Regions from separate parts of the Homo sapiens genome. Here region 2 is linked to region 1. A link is an interaction called in ENCODE POLR2A ChIA-PET data of the cell type or tissue named here. Cell type or tissue: Caco-2. All regions are shown on one strand. Links, peaks and the distances in the headings refer to the core of each region. The heading gives the core; the rest is flanking DNA.

Evidence for each region. ChIA-PET counts read pairs that join two places held together with the same protein. Peaks named below come from ENCODE experiments on the same cell type or tissue, not always from the same donor. Only the 100,000 strongest peaks of a DNase experiment are listed, where the experiment ranks them.
Region 2: POLR2A ChIA-PET joins it to region 1 with 5 read pairs; 2 of 35 experiments call an interaction of 5 or more read pairs at or near these places.

The regions. Positions count from the first base shown.
Region 1 is chr16:23,495,161-23,499,160 of GRCh38, forward strand. It overlaps GGA2 (golgi associated, gamma adaptin ear containing, ARF binding protein 2), which reads right to left. Exons shown (of 17, transcript NM_015044.4): 2 at 534-618. Among named protein-coding and RNA genes, the nearest start is that of GGA2, 13 kb to the right of the region's middle. In Caco-2, for the core only: no CTCF peak of the experiment used is centred there; a DNase peak (open chromatin) is centred at 2,301; H3K4me3 peaks cover 712 bases.
Region 2 is chr16:23,691,928-23,699,744 of GRCh38, forward strand. ERN2 (endoplasmic reticulum to nucleus signaling 2) reads right to left here. Exons shown (of 22, transcript NM_033266.4): 14 at 3,967-4,051; 15 at 3,273-3,462; 16 at 3,092-3,191; 17 at 2,801-3,000; 18 at 257-404; 19 at 36-163. Among named protein-coding and RNA genes, the nearest start is that of PLK1, 17 kb to the left of the region's middle. In Caco-2, for the core only: no CTCF peak of the experiment used is centred there; a DNase peak (open chromatin) is centred at 3,180.

The sequences.
Region 1 (4,000 bases), core at 1-4,000:
TATCCAGATGCTGTGGAAACAGAATTCAATAAAACCTTCCCCTTTTCCTTTTTCTTAAAATTACATTTAAATGGTGGAGAATACACAGATCTCTTTTAATTAGGTAACGTGTCTATAGTCTATCAGTAACATTCAGAGTTCTCCTCAGCATTAGTGTTTTATAACAGTATTTAAAATTAATAACTGCCAGTTGCAAGTGAGCTATCCTGTGTTTTTTTTCCCCCACATGAATTTGCTAATTTTAGAAAAATAATGTTCTCAGGATTATAGGGGAAAATGAGAGAATGAATGCCAGCCTGACTGCATTTCTATTTTTTTGAGACAGAGTCTCTCACTCTGTCACCCAGGCAGGTCTCAAACTCCTGGGCTCAAGCAATCCTCCTGCCTTGGTCTCCCAAACTGTTGGGATTATAGGCATGAGCCACCGATCCTTGCCTAGAGAGCTTAACCCTAAAACAGTCTTGAGAGACAAAGGCCTACACTCAGTGTGGGGTGCCCCCAGAGTCAACTATGTGTGTGAGAAGTTACCTTACCCATTGGGGTCAGTGTTCACCTGCTCACAGAAATTCTGGATAGCTGACCAATCCTGTTCCGACATGCTTGGGTCTGTGGCTTTGTCTGTCAAATAAATAATAAAGTTAGAGAGTACATAATAGGAAGAAATTTACACCCCTCCCCATACACATGGTGGCCAAGAGCTGTCTTATCACAGATCTACAGGATCAGACCAGTGGGCAGACAGCTGGAAGGAGAGGAATTGTGCCTGCGCTGCCTACCACCACCCAGCACAGCATTGGGCACATGGTATGCCCTTACTGAATATTTGCTGATTGAATGAACCAGCAAATTAACAAGCTGGCTGGGCACAGTGGCTCATGCCTGTAATCCCGGCATTTTGGGAGGCCGAGGTGGGGGGAATCATTTGAGGTCAGAAGTTTGAGACTAGCCTGACCAACATGATGAAACCCCATCTCTACTAAAAATACAAAAAAATTAGCCAGGCATGGTGATCCATGCCTGTAATCCCAGCTACTTGGGAGGCTGAGGCAGGAGAATCGCTTGAACTTGGGAGGTGGAGGTTGCAGTGAGCCAAGATTGCGCCACTGCACTCCAGCCCAGGAGACAGAGGGAGACTCTGTCTCAAAAAAAAAAAAAAAAAAAAAAAAATTAACTGACAAGTTATTCCCCTGAAAGCGGCTCCACTTTTAGTGCAGAGGTTGGCCCGGGTGTTGGCTTCACACTCGAGTTGGGATGCCCCCACCTGGCCTGTGACAAGCGGAGACAGAAGAGAGGCCACCTGGAAGTGTCTCAGCTGTGTGACAGGAAGACAAGAACACACCACCAGAAGGAATACCATCTTGACCGTTCATAAAACTTCCAGTGGCAGCATGGTGGCTCACACCTGTAATCCCAGCACTTCATGGGGCTGAGGTGCATCGCTTGAGCCCAGGAGTTTGAGACCAGCATGGGCAACATGGGGAAATCACATGCCTACTAAAATTTTAAAAAATTAAGACCAGGCGCGATGGCTCACGCCTGTAATCCCAGCACTTTGGGAAGCCGAGGCAGGTAGATCACTTGAGTTCAGGAGTTTGAGACCAGCCTTGCCAACATGGTGAAACCCTGTGTCTACTAAAAATACAAAAAATTAGCTGGGCGTGGTGGAGTGTTCCTGTAATCCCAGCTACTCAGGTGGCTAAGGCAGGAAAATTGCCTGAACCCAGGAGGTGGAGGTTGCAGTGAGCTGAGATGGCACCACTGTACTCAGCCTGGGCAACAGAGCGAGACTCCATCTAAAAAAAAAAAAAAAAAATTAGCTGGGCGTGGTGGCATGTGACTGTAGTCACAGCTACTCAGGAAGCTGAAGTGGAAAGACTGCGGCTGCAGTGAGCCAAGATCATGCCACTGCACTCCAACCTGGGTGGGAGAGCAAGATCCTGCCTCAAAAACAAAAAAAAAAAACAACCACCCTTCCAACTCCCCTCTGGCCATCTGGTCCTGGCCTGCCCAGCCTCTCTGATGAGAAACCGTACTGGTTCTGACAGAGCAGCTCTTTTAGGCTCTGGAAATGAGGCGTTGCTTCTCGGGGCAGTACTTCTGACATTATTATCCTCCTGGCCCGAGTGTCCACTCTGTTCCTCTCAGTGCCCTATCCATATTCTTCCAGACCCATCTGAATTTCCAGCTCCTGCAGAAAACTTCCTCCCGCTGCGCCAACCCCACTGCTTCTCCCTCTGATTACTCAACACAGCACAGTCCGAGTTGAATTTTTCCTGACTGCAGTCACATTTATGTCACGTGGAAGTCATGTGTCTAGATAGGGAGGGTCAACGGACAGGTAATCACCATCTTCCTGCCCACTGACTCCATTCTAAGTGAAGAGAGAACACAAGGGCGAGGGAAGGATCAGTGATTGATTCCTATATTCTCCTCCCCACCCCCGCAAAGCTCTCTCCCATGTTCCGTATCTTAAAATCCTATCTACCCTTGAGTCCCAAGTCACATTCCACCCTAAAGACTTCTCTGACCTTTTTATCTCCCGTCCCCATAAAACAAAAGCTGTCTCCTCCTCCTCTGAACAGATATTTTATCTGCCCCTTCTCCGATAGGGATCTCCAGCTACACCCATTAGTCACATGTACTTGGACTCGCTGAGCCTCAGTTTCCTCAACTATAAAATAAAGAAAATAGGGCCAGGTGCTGCAGCTCATGCCTATGATCCCAGCACTCTGGGAAGCCAAGGCAGGAGGACCGCTTGAGCCTAGGAGGTTGAGACCAGCCTGAGCAACATAACGAGACCCAATCTCCACAGAAATTTTTAAAAAAAATTAGTCAGAAGGCTGGGCGCAGTGGCTCATGCCTTAATCCTAGCACTTTGGGAGGCCGAGGAGGGTGGATTGCCTGAACTCAGGAGTTGGAGGCCAGCCTGGGCAACACGGTGAAATCCCGTCTCTACCAAAATACAAATAATTAGCTGGGCGTGGCAGCGTGCATCTATAATCCCAGCTACTCAGTAGGGTGAGGCAGGAGAATCGCTTGAACCCGGGAGGCAGAGGTTGCAGTGAGCTGAGATCGTGACACTGCACTCCAGCCTGGGTGACAAGGTGAGACTCTGTCTCCAAAAAAAAAAAAAGCCAGGCATGGTGGCACACACCTGCAGTCCTAGCTACTCAGGAGCATCACTTGAGCCCAGGAGGTGGAGGCTACAGTGAGCTATGATTGTGCAACTGCACTCCAGCCTGGGGGGACAAAATGAGACCCCGTCTCAAAAATAATAATAAAAACAGTCTGGGCACAGTGTCTCATGCCTGTAATCCCAGCACTTTGGAGGCCAAGGTAGGAGGATCGCCTGAACCCAGGACTTCGTGACAAGCCTGGGCAACATAGTGAGGCCCCATCTCTACAAATATGTTTACAAAAAATAAAACAAGGAAAATAGTACCTTCCTCATGGGACTGTCATGTGATTTAAAGGGGAAGGGTCTAAAATGCTTAGTACAGCAGCATGCAGTAAGAGGTCTACAAAGGATAATTGTTTATTATTACGTACAGTCTCTGGCTTTTACTGTAATATGTAGACATGTCTTGTCCTACCTAAAGAGAATGAAACCTTAAGGGCAGAAGCCATATCTTCCCTACAGTGCCTTACCCATACGTACAACATAGAAACTCATCAAATAAATTATTTAAAGCAGTGATTCTCAGCGATTATGTGTCTGAATCACCTAAAGTCTACACCATTTAAGCTTCTGTTTCAGTTCACTACAAGGTCAAGGTTGACACCTCAAAAGAATTCTGACTTCAGCATGTGACTGGACCTGGAGGGAGAGAAGAGCAGAGGCAGGAAGAGAACAGGGGGAGGCAGGGAGAGAACAGGAGAGGCAGAGAACAGGAGGCATGGCCCAAGCTCCCCTCACAGAATCCAGAGCCTTCTCACTCCTCCCTGGCTGCCAAGTGAAAGAGACACAGCACTGACGGGCACCACCTTTTTTTTTTTTTTT
Region 2 (7,817 bases), core at 1,480-5,479, 200 kb after region 1:
ACTTTTGGGGGCCATTCCCAAGCTTTCCTTCTGACCTGGAAGAACTGGAGTTGCTTGGCTCTGCTCCAAAAGAAGGGGTGGGCCAGCACCTGGGGGGCAGAGGGGCGTGGCTGCGGCAGTGGGCTCAACATGGCTCCAACCAGGTCCCGGGCAACCACCTTGTCTGGAGGATGGAAGAGGAGGAGGAGAGTCTGCTTCAGGCCTGCCTAGCGTCTTGCCCGTCCTCCCTTCTCTGCCCTGCCCAGGGCTCCCTCACCGTGGACCTCTTCCTCCAGGTGAGCCAGACAGGGAGCCCCTGTGAGGATGTTTGCCTGGCGATAAAGACTGTCTCCAAAGGGGTGGCTGCCACCAGAAAGCACGTAGTAGAACACGCAGCCTGCAGAGAAGATGTCCACAGCGCTGGTCTGGAGCCAGAGAGATGGGCATGAGAAGGAAATCTCTGCTTCCAGGAAGTCAGCCTGGCTAAATTCTCCCATGGGCTGATAGAGCTGCCAGGGGTTTGGCTCAGACTGGAACTCAAGATGCTTCCTGGGCAGCATCTCCTTGGCTCTAGATCCCTCCCCTCTACACTACTATAGGGGGCCCATGGTTTTCATCCAAAACCTTTGCCCTTACTGAGCTAGTTCAGGTTTCCAAGCTTCATTCCTGCAGGGTATAGGGTTACATAAGTGGGTGCCATACATGAGGCAATAAGGCAATCAGGAGGACTGTGGTGACCTGGCATGGGTTTTTTCTGCAGGGGCAGCTGGTCCTTAGCTTCAACCGGTTGTCACCAGGGGACTCTCCAGGGTGGCAGAGCTGATTTTGTTTTTTTTTTTGTTGGGGCTTTGCTCATGTTGCCCAGGCTAGAGTGCAGTGGCGCAACCACAGCTCACTGTAACCTCAAACTCCTGGGCTCAAGCAATCTACCTCGGCCTGAGTAGGTGGGACTACAGGCATGTGCCACCATGCCTGACCAATTTTTAAATTGTTTGTAGAGATGGGTCTTCTTATGTTACCCAGCCCGATCTTGAACTTTTGGCCTCAAGCGATTCTGATTTTTTTTTTTTTTAAAGAAAATCCAGAAATCCAAATTTTATGTGGAATTTCTCAAATGTTAAAATATTGGGCCAGGCATGTGGCTGACACCTTGTAATCCCAGCACTTTGGGAGGCCAGGAGTTCAAGACCAGCGTGGGCAACATGGTGAGACCCTGCCTCTACAAAAAAATACAAAAATTAGCTGGGTGCCATGTTGTGTGCCTGTAGTCCCAGCTACTTGGGAGGCTGAGGTGAGAGGATCCCTTGAGCCCAGGAGTTTAAGGCTGCAGTAAGCTGTGATGGTATGACTGCACTCCATGACAGAGCAAGACCCTGTCTCAAAAATATATATATATAGGGCCAAGCACAGTGGCTCATGCCTATAATCTCAGCACTTTGGGAGGCCGAGGTAGGTGAATCACCTGAGGGCTGGGAGTTCGAGACCAGCCTGGCCAACATGGCATAAACCCCATCTCTACTAAAAATACAAAAATTAACTGGGCATGGTGGCACCTGCCTATAGTCCCAGCTACTAGGGAGGCTGAGGCAGGAGAATCACTTGAACCCAGGAGGTGGAGGTTGCAGTGAGCTGAGATCATGTCACTGCACTCCAGCTTGGGCAACAAGAGCGAAACTCCATCTCAAAAAAAAAAAAATATATATATATATAGGCCACTAATTTAAATATAAACTGTATAGTCTCATGACATCATGCATTTAGTCCTTGAGCCCTGCTCACCACTTTGAGCTTTCTCTCAACTTTAGGAGTGGGGGCAGCCTTCCCTGGTGACTGTCCTTTTGTGTGATTGGCATCCATTTCTCTGGCTTCAACTTCCGCCCACACACTGTGACTCAAAATCCGTAATTCAGGGGTCCCAAACGCAAGTGTCTGTGTGGGTCAGACGCTGCTCTGTGTATCAACTAATTAGCTCATCTGATGCCCTCCAAAACCTTCGATACCAGTGGTTCTGGAACTTGGCTCCACATAAAAATGACCCAGGCAATTAGGTAAAAATCACGGGGTGTGGGGCCTGGGGTTTTGTTTGTTTGTTTGTTTTTTGTTTTTTGAGAGAAAGAGTCTCACTCTGTTGTCCAGGCTAGAGTGCAGTAGTGTGATCTTGACTCTGGAACTTCCACCTCCCAGGCTCAAGCGATCCTCCCACCTCAGCCTCCCAAGTAGCTGGGACCACAGATGCACACACCCACACCGGCTAAATTGTGTGTGCTTTTGGTAGAGACGAGGTCTCCCTAGGTTACCCAGGCTGGTCTCGAACTCCTGAGCTCAAGCAATCTGCCTGCCTCGGCCTCTCAAAGTGCTGGGATTACAGGCGTGAGCCACCGCACCCGGCAATGGGCATTCTTTTTTTAAGTTGCGCAGTGGTTGTGAAGCACAGTGAAGATTACAAACCATTTTCTAGCTCAGGGTTTCCCAACCTCAGCACAACTGGCATTTTGTTAGTTCTTTGTGTTGGGTGTTGTCCTGTCCTGTAAGACATTTAGCAGCATTTCCAGCAGATGCCAGTAGCCCCTCCCTCCCAAGTCATGGCAGTCAAAAATGTCTCCAGACATTGCCTAATGTCCCCTGGGTGGCAAAACAGTCCTGATACTGCTGTAGAAGGAGGGACAAATTATCCCTTCTTTAAGGGAAACAAGCTTGGAGGAGCAGCTCAAAGTCACACAGCAAGTGTCATGGAGTCTCCTCAGGAGGGGAACTGGGACAGGGACGGATTCCTGCAGCCTGGGGCAGCTGTGTGCCTGGAGGACTTGGTGGATAGACTCACAGGACTGTCTGGTGGCAGGAGCTGCAGAAGCTCGGGCGCCATCCAGCCTTCCGTGCCGGGGATGCCGGAGTGGAGGCTGAAGCTACAGCGGCCAGCAGGCAGCTTCTTGCAGAGGCCGAAGTCTGAGAGCACCACTCTGCCCAGGCCCTGGCTGTCAGGCCCGGTGATGAGAATATTTCCTGGCTTCAGGTCCCGGTGCACTGTGGGAGAGGGGCAGAAAGAAAGCTGGTTGCTGAGGGCGGAAGGCAGGGGCTAAGGACAGGGAGCGGGAGGCAGGGGAAGTGCGGGTACCTATGTGTAAAGAGTGCAGGTGGGCCAGGCCAGACATCAGCTGCTGCAGCACGACCTCGGGCTCCAGACCCCCGCGATCCAGGTCCGGGTTTTCTACGTACTGAGCAGCAGCAAGGGCCAAAGCATCACTCTCCAGCCCGGACCTTCCCACTCACCCTCCCTGAACCGCAATGCAACTCACCTCCTGCAAGGAGGCCCGGCAGAGCTCCAGGGCAATGTAGTGGAACTGGGGTCCCCGCTCGGTGCAGAAGTAGCGGAGCACGTTGGGGTGCCTGTCAGACTCCTGCAGCAGTTGAACTTCCCGCCGAACCAGGCCAAAGCACTCGCGGAGGAGCCGCTTGACAGCCACTGCCCGTCCCTCAAACTGTCCCCTGGAAAGTGGGTGATGGCGGGGGCAGGGGGGCATTCAGGGAAAGCAGATAAAGGGACAAACATGGTGGCTCACACCTGTAATCCTAGCACTTTGGGAGGCCAAGGCGGGCGGGTCACTTGAGGTCAGGAGTTCGAGACCAGCCTGGCCAACATGGTGAAACCCCCATCTCTACTAAAAAAAATATAAAAATTAGCCGGGCATGGTGATACACACCTGTAATCCCAGCTACTGGGAAGGCTGAGGCCCGGAATTGCTTGAACCTGGGAAGCGGAGGTTGCAGTGAGCTGAGATTGCACCACTGCCCTCCAGCCTGGGCAACAGAGCAAGACTCAAAAAAAAAAAAAAAAAAAAAAAAACAGATAAAGGAAAGAGCAGGACTGGCGAGTGAGGGATCAACCTGTACCCACCTCGGGGAGTCTTTGAAAGAATGTCTCTCCAGGGGACAGTGCCCACGAGGGCTGTGAGTGCCATGTCCCCAGCTTGGCTCCTGGCTGCCACTCACCGGAAAACGAAAGTCCCGCCTGCCCCGCGGCCCAGCACGTCCTTGGGATTGAAGGAAATCTTCCCCACTACGGTGAGTTGCTCAGCTGGGGGAGAGGAGGGTGGTGACTCAGGGAGCCTCTGCCCACCTTTGCCGGCCACTGGCCCAGTCCAGACTCACCTTGACATTTTCTGGGCCTCCACCCTCCCATGCTCAGCCTGGTGCAGTGGGTAAGAGCAAGGGCCCAAGTGCCAGACTGTCTGGATCCAATGCCTGGTGCTGCCACTGATTCTTTGTCTACTTAGGCAAATTCCTCACTTCTGTGCCCTCGGTATTCTCATCTGTAGAGTGGGGAGCTAAAGCTAAAGAGCCCACACAATATTATTGTGAGGATTAAATGGATATATGGAAAGAACGGGTGGAGGTGATGTTTGCTATATTATCCTCTTTTATTTCTCTCCCTCTTTCAGCATCTTCTGCACAGGTTTGTTTTGTTTTGCTTTGTTTTCCCTTTACATCCTCTGCCATTCTGCCCACCTCCACCAGTTGTAACTGAATCCTTTTAATTGACACTGAATCAGCTTCAACTTCAAGGTAAGGTGAGTTCTGGCAGTTGGAAGAGTGATGAGAGTGAGTATAGCCACAGAAAAAAGACTGGACCGGACAGAAGCAGTGGGCATTGGATGCTAACCTGCCCAGAGTTAGTTCCAGGGCAGCAGGGGTACCCCTAGAGGCCTCGGTTTCCCATTAGGATGGGTGGGGTCGGCTCAGGTGGGCAAAGATCTGTAGGTTGGGACAATTACTGCCCTTCCCTTTGGGCAGCCTGTGAGAGACGTCTCACTCTGACCCTGGCAAATCTGGGCAGGCTGTGTCCTGCTCAGCTCCAACGGGCACTATTCATATGGCAAAACATATATGGCACCCCTAGAGTTGTGCAGTGCGGTGGTCCTGAGAACACTCTACTTTATAAGAGTTTTTAGCTTCAGTTTTTACAATCAGCTCTGGGAAGAGTAAATGAAAATCAGCATTAGGGCTGGGCACCGTGGCTCACACCTGTAATCCCAGCACTTTGGGAGGCCGGGAAAGGTGGATCACTTGAGTTCAAGACCAGCCTGGGAACATGATGAAACCCCATCTTTACAAAAAAAACTAGCCAGGCATGGTGTTGTGTGCCTGTCATCCAGCTACTCAGTAGGCTGAGGTGGGAGGATTGGCTTGAGCCTGGGAAGCAGATGTTGCAGTGAGCTGAGATCACGCCACTACATTTCAGCCTGAGTGACACAGCAAGACCCTATCTCAATAATTAATAATAATAATAATAATAATAATAATAATAATAATAAAATCAGCATTAGGGATCAGTGAGAAAACACCAAGTTGCACCTTAGCATTCCTCTGGATTATTTGCTTAGAGTTCATACTCATCTGTCAGTAAGATGCAGGCAGTACCTTTGGTATACACTGGACTTTCTGGAGTAGATGGGCTCAGGCAGGGCCTTGCTGGAAGTACATCACCCACACATAGGAAAAACAGGCAGATCAGAGAGCAGGGACAGAGCTGCTTGAACAAACCCTGCTCATCTGACTGCAGGTGACAGTCACCCTTCTGGGCCCTCTTTGTGTCACTGGCTCTGCTGGACTCAGAGGCTCTTGTGTGTCTGCTCTCAGTACTCTCGGCATGGAGTAAACACTTGCTTAGAGTTTCCTGGATTAGATGTTCAGAAGCACCCTCGAAGAGACAGGCCAGACTTAAGGCCACAAAGGCCTTCAATGCAGATATATGAGCTGGGGAGGCTCAGTCTGCACACACAGATATTTGTTATCACTTTGCTTAGCCTTTTGCATAATTATAATGGAGAGGCAGCAAATGTGGGAGTTTTTGTCGTTGTTGTTGTTGTTTTAGAAACAGGGGCTCACTCTGTCACCCAGGCTAGAGTGCACTGGCGTGATCATAGCTCACTGTAACCTCGAACTCCTGGGCTCAAGCAATCCTCCTGCCTCAGCCCCCCAAGCAGCTGGATTACAGGCATGTGCCTCCATGCCTGGCTAATCTTTTTGTATTTTTAATTTTTGTAGAGATGGGGCTTCACTATGTTGCCCAGGCTGGGCTCAAGCAATCCTCCCACCTAAGCCTCCCAAGCTCAATTCTAAAGTAATCAAAAATCTCGTGTCAGGGAGAAAGGGCATACAGTCAGAATTACCTCTGGAAATCCTGCATACACATGATGGACTTTGCTGCTGCTTCTACACAGGTTGGGGAACACTTACAGTCAGTCACATTCTTTCACAGGTATTTGCCAGGTATTGTTCAAACAGGGGCACCATCCCACAGAAATTAGGGCACTTGCTGGAGCCAGCCACATGCATTTGGACCCCTGAGCTGCCACTTATTAGCTTTGTGAGCCGGGGGTAAGGATGGGAGTTGTCACTAGACCTTTCTGCCTTAGTTTCCTCTTCCATAAAAGGAGAATTCTATAATAACATTCACCTCACAGGAATGTTATCTCATGAGTTAATGCATTCAAAGGATTCAGAACACTGCCTGGTATAGCCTGGTATACAGTAAGCGCTATAGAAATGTTATCCCTGGTTCAGGCTGGATTGCATCCACTTGTTATTGAATACATGATGCAGCCAGAGGTCCTGAGGGAGGCCCAGCCAAGCACATGTAGATGAATTTGTGTAAGTTTTTGTTTTTGTTTTTTGTGGGTTTTTTGTTTTGTTTTGTTTTGAGGTGGAGTCTTGCTCTGTTGCCCAGGCTGGAGTGCAGTGGCGCAATCTTGGCTCATTGCAACCTCTGCCTCTTGGGTTTAAGCAATTCTTGTACCTCAGCCACCCCCCAGTAGCTGGAACTACAGGCACCCACCACCACACCAGACTCATTTTTGTATTTTTAGTAGAGATGTGGTTTCACCATGTTAGCCATGCTGGTCTCGAACCCCTGACCTCAAGTGATCCCCCTGCCTTGGCCTCCCAAAGTGCTGGGATTACAGGCATGAGCCACCGTGCCCAGCCAAATTTATTCAAGTTAAATGAAAGTTGGCTGTGACTCCACTGTAATTTTGTGAACCATAAAATAGTCCATGAGGACTTTGACAAGAATGATCCTGGGGAAAGATGGAGTCCTGGTTGTCCAGGTAAAGATGAGCCAGACTCAACTCGAGTCCGAAGGTCCAGGGAGATGGGCGTTTTGGGGTACAGTGGGGTGAGTATTACTTGGACCCACCCAGGGCCAGTAAAATGACAAAAACTACAACAGCTCAGGGCTCAGGAAATCCTGCTGCAGGGCCCTCTAAAAGAGCTGACCCCTGAGGAAGGGGAGCTGTTTTCCTCTGGGCTAAGGCACAATGACCACAGAGGCGGACATTGCGAACAGCACTGGAGTATCAAGCCAAGTGTGGCATAGACTTCCGCCTGAGAAGGTGACGGCAGGGTGGGGCCAAGGTATGAGGAAGTGGCTTGAGCAGTGACTAGAAGGTGCCAGCACAAGTTCACAAAGACAACCAAAACCATGAGCCAGCCCAGAGCCAATCAAGCAGAAGTAGCCTGGGCTGATTGGTAAAGGCATGCAAGAAGCCCCTGGAACATTCCAGATGCCAGAGGAACCTTGAAAGATTCACAGCTCACTGCAGCCTCGACCTTCTGGACTCAAGCGATCCTCCTGCCTTAGCCTTCTGAGTAGCTGGGACTGCAGGTGCACACCACCACGCCCGGCGAATTGTTTGTATTATTTGTAGAGACAAGGTCTCCCTATGTTGCCCAGGCTGGTCTCGAACTCCTGGCCTTAAGCAATCCCCACCTTGGCCTCTGAAAGTTCTGGGATTACAGGTGTAAGCCACCATGCCCAACCTAAAAGGGCTTTAGTCTTTAGA